Linked DNA regions of Homo sapiens: regions 2 and 3 are each linked to region 1. A link is a contact called in ENCODE Hi-C or POLR2A ChIA-PET data. All regions are on one chromosome and are shown on one strand. Each heading gives the region's core, a stretch centred on a gene start or an enhancer-like site at or near the end of the contact. The rest is flanking DNA. Distances are from core to core; before and after follow the strand shown.

Evidence for each region. Hi-C counts contacts between places; a loop is a spot of excess contacts on that map. ChIA-PET counts read pairs that join two places held with the same protein, here RNA polymerase II (POLR2A). Pooled maps may share reads with other maps.
Region 2: a loop to region 1 is called in a pooled map, with 4 times the contacts of the local background. The contact joins the enhancer-like site here to the promoter of HLX in region 1. A Hi-C loop is called at or near these places in 1 of 168 maps with a recorded cell type or tissue (B cell) and 1 of 50 pooled maps. POLR2A ChIA-PET finds 5 or more read pairs at or near these places in 2 of 52 experiments (AG04450 and common myeloid progenitor, CD34-positive).
Region 3: a map of endothelial cell of umbilical vein shows a loop between it and region 1 (11-fold over the local background). The contact joins the enhancer-like site here to the promoter of HLX in region 1. A Hi-C loop is called at or near these places in 1 of 168 maps with a recorded cell type or tissue (endothelial cell of umbilical vein) and 3 of 50 pooled maps. POLR2A ChIA-PET finds 5 or more read pairs at or near these places in 3 of 52 experiments (AG04450, common myeloid progenitor, CD34-positive and endothelial cell of umbilical vein).

The regions. Positions count from the first base shown.
Region 1 is chr1:220,878,118-220,881,069 of GRCh38, forward strand. It overlaps HLX (H2.0 like homeobox), which reads left to right and starts at 1,326. Exons shown (of 4, transcript NM_021958.4): 1 at 1,326-2,332. The coding sequence starts at 1,741. It overlaps HLX-AS1 (HLX antisense RNA 1), which reads right to left and starts at 2,023. Exons shown (of 3, transcript NR_046901.1): 1 at 1,732-2,023. RefSeq lists a silencer at 883-932 and an enhancer at 2,051-2,659.
Region 2 is chr1:221,808,568-221,811,349 of GRCh38, forward strand. No RefSeq gene overlaps it. Among named protein-coding and RNA genes, the nearest start is that of LINC01655, 31 kb to the right of the region's middle. Within about 2 kb of position 1,269, at least 5 of the 41 ENCODE cell types and tissues checked have a DNase peak (open chromatin) inside an H3K27ac peak, as active enhancers do.
Region 3 is chr1:221,828,486-221,831,196 of GRCh38, forward strand. The region is part of intron 3 of LINC01655 (long intergenic non-protein coding RNA 1655); the gene reads right to left. Among named protein-coding and RNA genes, the nearest start is that of LINC01655, 11 kb to the right of the region's middle. Within about 2 kb of position 1,331, at least 6 of the 41 ENCODE cell types and tissues checked have a DNase peak (open chromatin) inside an H3K27ac peak, as active enhancers do; they include endothelial cell of umbilical vein, where a contact is called at or near this core.

The DNA of each region.
Region 1 (2,952 bases), core at 76-2,575:
ATTTGGTGAGGAGCCTTCGTGCTGAAGGGAAATAAAAATGTCACAGAATCCCTGTTAGGAGATGCTTATTAGGGCAATCGAAAACAAAAGTTTTCGTGGTTTCATTATTCGTATTATTTTATTTTCTTCCTGAAAATGTGCAAGAACAGCTCATCTGGGTGGCCTGTGGTTTGTTTGGGAGAGGGGTGGGGAAATTCATTCTGACTATAATTTAAAGAGAAGAAATTCTTAAAATAGATATGTCGATGTTGCACAAAACCTCCACCACCACTACCCTGCGTTCTAAAGACCCAAGGCACGAATGGAAGACGTTGACCACCACGCAGCTCCTCCTGCAACCAGGCCCAAGGGGTTCCTGGGGAAGCTGTCACAGAATTGAAAGCAGTATTGAACCCCACGGAAATCTGCTCTTGTGGGCACTTGCAAAACAACGAACCCCACGTGATCCGGAGATGTGGTGGAGGGGTGAGGCTAACATTTCCTACAACCTCCTGCAAAGGATGGAAGCGCGTGCCGCTCTCCCGGGTTTCGGGAGGCAGCCTGTTTTGTAGCCTCTGAGGCTCCGGGGAAAGGTTTGGCTGCGTCTAAGAGAGACGTTTGGAGCCATCCGTCTTATTTTGTTTGAAAAGTCACTCGTTCAATTTGTCACTGTGTGACAGCTCAGAATAAAACCAATTTGCGGCCGCCCCTCCTCCTCGCTTCCCGGAGGATCTCCTGGGAGGCACGAGGCGGACGCGGTGCTGAGTTGGGCCGGGACTCAGGGCGGCAACATTTGGGCAAGGGCCCAGGAAAGATGAGGGGCTTTGCCGAGGACACGGACTCCTGGAATAAAAGCAGAATGAGGTCAAGAGAAGGGAAGCAAAGGGGCCAAAGCGCGCTCCGCTCTCCACCGGGAGGCGGGCTTTGCAGAGCCCTAAAGAGTGAGATTACCGTCCCTTCCCCACGCCCCCAACTCGCCCCGGGTGACAAGCGCTTCAGGAAAGCTCCTGTGATCAACCCTCCTTGCCCCGTGGCGGTTCGGAGCTGCAGAAGTTAGAAGAGAGTCAGAGCCCTCCGGAGCGGCTGCCTGGCCCCTACGCAGAGTAGCAAGAAGCACTGCGATGTGCGCTACTAAGCCCACGCGGCCGCAGCAAAAACTTTGGCGTGGCCGGGGCGTGGCTAGGGTCCGGCCAGGCCCCCTTGTTCCTAATTCCCCTCCACTCCCCGCTCCCATTGGTCACGAGGATGACCAATGAGCGCTCGGATCGAGGTCCTACCCCGGGCCTGACTCGAAAGCTCCTGCCAAAACTTTGGGAGTTTTTAGAGACGAGTTTTTTTTTTTTTCTATTACTTTTCCCCCCCCCTAACTAACGGACTATTATTGTTGTTGTTTTAAATTTAGCTCTTAGGGCTTAGCTATTTGGGTTTTCTTGCGGTGTCCGGCTCCCGTCTCCCTGGCTCCCCCGCCCGCCCTGCGGCCCCAGCGCCCCTCGCTCTCATCCAGCCCGCGAGGAGTGCGGGCGCCGCGCCGCCTTTAAAGCGAGGCCAGGGAGCGAGGCGGTGACCGGCCGAGATCCGGCCCTCGCCTCCTCCCTCGGTGGCGCTAGGGCTCCCGGCCTCTCTTCCTCAGTGCGGGCGGAGAAGCGAAAGCGGATCGTCCTCGGCTGCCGCCGCCTTCTCCGGGACTCGCGCGCCCCTCCCCGCGCGCCCACCCACCCAGTCCGGCTGGACTGCGGCAGCCGCGCGGCTCACCCCGGCAGGATGTTCGCAGCCGGGCTGGCTCCCTTCTACGCCTCCAACTTCAGCCTCTGGTCGGCCGCTTACTGCTCCTCGGCCGGCCCAGGCGGCTGCTCCTTCCCCTTGGACCCCGCCGCCGTCAAAAAGCCCTCCTTCTGCATCGCAGACATTCTGCACGCCGGCGTGGGGGATCTGGGGGCGGCCCCGGAGGGCCTGGCAGGGGCCTCGGCCGCCGCCCTCACCGCGCACTTGGGCTCGGTTCACCCGCACGCCTCTTTCCAAGCGGCGGCCAGATCCCCGCTTCGACCCACCCCAGTGGTGGCGCCCTCCGAAGTCCCGGCTGGCTTCCCGCAGCGGCTGTCTCCGCTCTCAGCCGCCTACCACCACCATCACCCGCAACAACAACAGCAGCAGCAACAGCCGCAGCAGCAACAGCCTCCGCCTCCGCCCCGGGCTGGCGCCCTGCAGCCCCCGGCCTCGGGGACGCGAGTGGTTCCGAACCCCCACCACAGTGGCTCTGCCCCGGCCCCCTCCAGCAAAGACCTCAAATTTGGAATTGACCGCATTTTATCTGCAGAATTTGACCCAAAAGTCAAAGAAGGCAACACGCTGAGAGGTAGGTCTTGGGCGGGAGGCTGCAGGCCTCTGACCACTGACCCACTCCCCGGACCCCGGGCTGGCTTGGGGTGCCTTTGAGTGTTTTTACAATTAAGGACAAATCGGTAAAACGGGAGAGAAGAAAACGAATTGTAAGAAAACTACAAAACATTAGGTCTAAAACTCACCTGTTCTATGTAAAACAAACAAAAAATGACTCCAGGGATTCTTTAAAAACACGTCTTAGAATCAATATTTATAAAAGTGGTTGGTGTAATTATCTGCTAACATGACTTTGATCTCTTTAATAATGTATCTAGAGACAGAATTATATTTTCTGACAGCTAAAGCATTTTTGGGAAACACTTTCGCACTTATCTGATTTCTAGTAAAAATTTCACCCAGGAAATGTAAATAATAAACAAAACCGCCTAGATGAGCGGGCAGAGTGGGGCCACCTTGGGGCGGAGGTTTTGCGTCTGTGGCGTTCTTGGAAGACACGTGAAAGTGAGGCCGTAAGCCGATTTATGTAAAGCCTTTACTTACTATATACATGCATATGGACGTGAGGGACACACAGGAACTTTTCGTGCGTCGCTCCTTGGCAACTGTTGGGAGAGAGAGGTTTCAGCGCCTAGA
Region 2 (2,782 bases), core at 19-2,518, 930 kb after region 1:
CAAGGTAATTTCAGCCTCATGAATCTCTAGGTCATTGGATCAGATCCACTGGGGGCTGGTGAAATGAAAACTCATATCTGAATAAAACAGAAAGAGAGCTTACTTCTTGCACATTTCCTAGAGTCTGTTCTCTGTCCGTGTTACTCTATCATTTAACCTTTTTGAGGTAAAGTTAAAATGGGTATTCTTAAGCTTTCAGAAACTGTTCACTGCTTGAGATTTCTAGCAAGTTCCACCCAAGGAGTGAGCCCACATCACATTTGTACAAATGTGTTCTTGCTGGATTGGCAGCTGAGGATAGGGCATTGGGTTGGGAGTTGAAGGAAGCAGATTTCAGCTATAGAGCTCCTGATGTGAAGAGACTTGTTTCTATGGCATTTTGTTCTCCAAGTCTCCAGACTTTTTCTTTTTCTCTTGTGATTTTTTTATCCTATGGAACATCCAAGAGCAGTGTAATCCATTCAAGGGCACAGCCCTGAGGCCACTGAGATATTTGCTAAGTGGGTTGTGGCATGACTTACATGTTTACAATTGGAAGAGCCAGCAGTAGGGGGTCTGCCTATGTCATGAGGTTCTAGAAATGTCCCCGACTTGGATTTGGGAAATCATCCATGGCATGGTGAGACATGCTCAAGTGTCATCTGGGAGACCACAGGAAACTCTGCTCATTGAACAGCACATCATGAGTTGTGGTCTTAGTGTGACCTACAGCAAAATCCCAATTGTGGGCAAGGTTGAAAGCAAGAATTTAAAGCAGGAAGAAAGCATAAGGCTGGCTAGAGGGAGGGGCTAGAGTCTCAAGCTACGAACAATATGAAGGTGTCAGAGGCCCACAGTTGGTTTTGGTTGGGAGCAGACATAGCTGATGAGGTAGACATGATGTCTTAAAGTTGCTGGTCCAGATCAAATAACACGGAGCAAAGCAAATTATAGAGATGGAAGTGAGCTAGTAAATACCATGTGGCCACATAATATACAAGTGTCATAACACGGATGAAAAGGAGAAAGTTCACTTGATTAACCAGATGTCTTATCTACAGGAAACCAAACCTCTGCCTACATGAAAATGTTCGAGTCATTAATTAAATTTTTCATGTTCCTCCGGCGATACAGAGAGAGCCTGAGAAATTATATGATAAGAAGAGAGAACAAAGAACTAGAATTTCCCTTTTCAGAATGATTTTTATCACTTTTTTTTTGTCTGAGTCTTATGTCTGCCCTCTCATCTTCGGTACTTGATTAACTAAAGGTCACTTCCTGGTTTCACATTGCCAGAGCTCTCACTGGACTTCCTCCCGGGTCGAACTCCTCGGTGCTTCTTGCCTAACTGAATTTTCTCCAACACGGTCTCCTTGCACCATTATTTTGTCCATTTATCTGCCCTCAGAACACCCTCCAAAGCCTTCTTAACTTTCTGAGAGCCTGGGCCTAAGGCCCATCCAAGGAGGCCCTTCATTCCCAAGGGGAAAGGGGGTGGAATAAAAGAACATATATTTGCAAATAATAAAGAAACAGGGAGTCATTTCTGACATGTTTGCTTGGGGAACAAAAATTAGCTATCTCATAGCTAAAGGTTAAAGGACTCAAAGACCCCATTCTTTATAACCCTTTGAAGACAGTTTGGAGCTAGGAAAAGAAAAAAAAAGGACACACACACACACACACACACACACACACACACACACACCACACACACATGAAGAATATCTAATTTTGTGAATGTCATTTTCAAATTCAAGTCTCAAATGTTCCCTGAGGCTAGTGGATTGCAAAGGCAGCACAGTGATGAAAACTTAATAAAATACCCAGAAAGATCATAGATCACACTGGCTCATCAGCTGTCATAGGTAAGGAAAAAATAATGACATTAGTCTAATATTTAGGAAGTTCTTGGCCATGTTTCATTCTCTGCAATGACAGCTACCCTGGCTTCAAACTTCATCACTGTCCACCATGAGCTCATCTGCGGTCTCTGGTCATTTCTGCCATACACTTTCTTCTTTCTGCCTCTGTTTAAAAAATGTGTTTAACCACAAAATCTATGCATGTCGATGTCTTTATGTCATGACTTTAGTCATTTCCCATTCCAGGCTCTCATCTTTTCCAGCCCATTTCCTCTGCCACCAGTTATACCAGAAATATGGGTTTATATAAATGGCATCTATTAAGACATTCCCTGGCTTCCTCATTCCTGTAGGACAGGCTGAAGCCCTTTGAATGGAATACAAAGACTTTGCAATAGAAACTGACTTATTTTACAGCCTCACTTCTTGTCACTGTGCCTCTGACCTTTTTTGTCCTCTTGCCCCCACCTTTACCATGATCTATGTTGCCACAATCACAAACATGTGGGACTCATTGACTTCTCCATGCTTTAGCATGTGCTTTTCTGGAATGCCCTCTCTCTTTTTCTCCTTGTGATCAAAGATGATTTGGCCTCCACTGCTTTCAAGTGTCCTCATCTCAGAAGTCTTTCCTAAATTTATGCTGGGATAATTGCTTTGATCTCCAGAGATACGGTATCATACTGGAACTGTTGTTAGCACATCTGGGATCTACTCCTAGTCCCGTCTTTACTCAAAGACACACTGAACTGAGAACTCCTCACTTTTGCACCCCCTTTTGTTTTACAGTGCTTGACACCATGTGCTCAATTAATGTTAAATGAAGAAAAGAATAATGAAGAAATGGGACACAATCAACCCAAAAGGAGTGGAAAGGCTGTGTGTTGTCTTCATCTGAGCAAAGCTTGTCTTGGCATCAGGTGCTGGATACACACCCC
Region 3 (2,711 bases), core at 81-2,580, 950 kb after region 1:
TGTGAAAAGAAGATAAAATTTCAGGACCCCAAACTCACTATGCCAAAGGGGAAAAAAAAAGCTTGAGTCACCCAAAACTGCCTTTCATTTTGTTCCTAAATAGATAGCTACAAAGGTAGAAGGTTACAGGCCTCCCCAGGGGCCCTCCCTCACAATTCACTCACAAGAAAATTCTCTGTGCACCCCAAGATCTTTACCCTAAAACAGAGTTCTGTTGAATTTCACCCTGATAATGTAAATCAACAGCTTATCTTCATAGGTACAGAACAAAGACAGGATTAGAAGTCATCCCTCTGCTCACCTGAGACAAATACATATTTGAATGCTTCCTTTACTCTATGTTTACTTTATTTTACCTAAAAATGCAGATTCATTGAGCTGGAGCCAATGCATAGTTGACTATTCCTCTGTCCCCTCTTTTCACATTTAAAATGTGGATTCAGTGAACACGGATCTAGCTTCAAAAGAATGCCATTGCTTGCCTCTTTTATGTATTCTTCCCTTTTTATTTTTTCTTTCCTCTTTCCCCAACTGCTTACTCTTTCCCCTTTAAACGTTGAAGACCCCAAACCCTCTTTGGAAAAAGCACAAATCACAGGTGTTCCTTTTTCCTGGGTGCGTCCTCAACCTTGGCAGAATAAATCTCTAGATTGATTGAGTCACCTCAGCCATTTTCTTTGGTTTCACATGGCCAAAGCCTACCTTCCCTCTGTGGCCTTCCTTTGGTCATTAAGGATATTCTTTCTGCCATCAGGTAGGCAGGTGGTGCTACCTCAACCAGTGCCCATCTTCACATGGGCACCTCTGCACCTTACTCTGAGATGTGGTTGCCACTAAGCAAATAGGTATCCATTTGACTTTCAACTCTTTTTTTTAAATTAACATTGGCATTTTTAATTTGCTTTTTTCATTGACAAATAAAAAACAATATACATGTATGGGGTACAACATATATACATTATAGAACGGGGAAATGAAGCTAATTAACATACATTTTACCTCACACACATCATTTCCTGTGGCAAAAACACTTAAAACCTACTCAGTAATTTTCAAGTACACAATACATTGTGGTTAGCCACCATGTTGTACAATAGATCTCTTAAACTTATTCCTCCTATCTGGAATTCAGTATCCTTTAAACAATAGCTCCCTAATTCTCCCTAATTTTCAACCTCCTTTGTTCACAATGTCTTCAATTCTTCCTCCCAACCAGAAGGCTCTCCCCTCTCCATCCCTACAATCCAAATTCTCTGTATGATTCAGGGTTCAAAAGAGGTTCCAATCGTGCCGTGAGACTCCTCCCCCCACTCTGGTTCTTGCTGGTAGCTGTTTTAATTCTGTTCTCTAGCACTTGTTACAGTGATTCATATCCTGGATACGCATGTGAATCGCCTGTGGACTGTTTAAAAATGTAGACTCTGACTAGACAGACCTAATCAGAATCTCTGTGTGTGAACTGCAGGCATCTGTAGTTTTTACAAAGCTTCTAATGCACAGTGAGGGTATGAGAAAAACAGATAATATGTAAATGACTAATTTTAGTGTTTAACCATACCATGCCTGTTGCTACTTACCTGTCTTTTGAATATGTGCTTTTAACTTCTAGAAGACAGAAACCATATATTACTTTTTTTTTTTTGGTACACTACCCTTTCTTCCTACACCTAACCCACTCTTAGATCCAGGGCTGAGATGTTTCAATGAATATTTTGATATACATTTCTGCACATAGTAAAATCACCGAAGGGTTCAACAAACATTTTTGAATTATTTCACTGTGCCAGGCACTGGATCTAGGAAGATGAAAGCAACATGAGTCCTTTTAGACTAGAATCCATAGCTAACAGGTAAATGTTGTTGAGACTGTCATTTGGTTGTTGGGACACATATGGGGTCAAGAAAGCTTTGCTATGATTAAAATAATTGACTTTTGAAAGAGAATAGTGGAGGATGGAAGGAGCCTCTGGGTTTGCAAAGGATGAAGGTTTCAGAGTATTTTGAGGAGGTTCTACTATTTGTGCCATCATACATTCCACACCTTCCTATGCTGTGCAACAAGCAGGGAGAGGTTGTAAACCGAATACCTGCACATCTCCCTCCAAATGGCCACTCACTGGAAAAATAATCTATGGCTTTCCTGCTAAAGGAACATAGCGGGTGCATGAGGCTTATAAGAGAGAGCACATGCTATGGCATAAACATGGGCTGCATTCAGGTGTCCGTGGATGGTGTGTGTGCAAGTTCAGCTCTGCAGCTTTCTGCAGGCTGCTGGTATCTCCTTGTCCCATCCCTCAGCTCCTAGGGCTGCCCAGGCAATATTGGGAAAATCATGTGGGGCTTCTCTTAGGTGTCCCACTCTGTCCTTCCCATATCCATCTCCCCTGGAGTATTTTCTCCTTTTATTGCCAGATATCCCCAAAATCTCTCTTCTGTTTAGCAAAAACTTTGTTGTGTGTGTGTGAGTTGGAGTCTTGTTCTGTCACTCAGGCTGCAGTGCAGTTTTGCAATTATAACTCACTGCAGCCTCAAGCTCTTGGGCTCAAGGGATCCTCCCATCTCAGCCTCCCTAGTAGCTAGGACTATGGGCACCCACCACCACGCCCAGCTACTTTTTAAACATTTTTAGAGATGAGGTCTCACTATGTTGCCCAGGCTGGTCCCAAACTCCTAGCCTTGGCTTCCCAAAATGCTGTTATTAGAGGCATGAG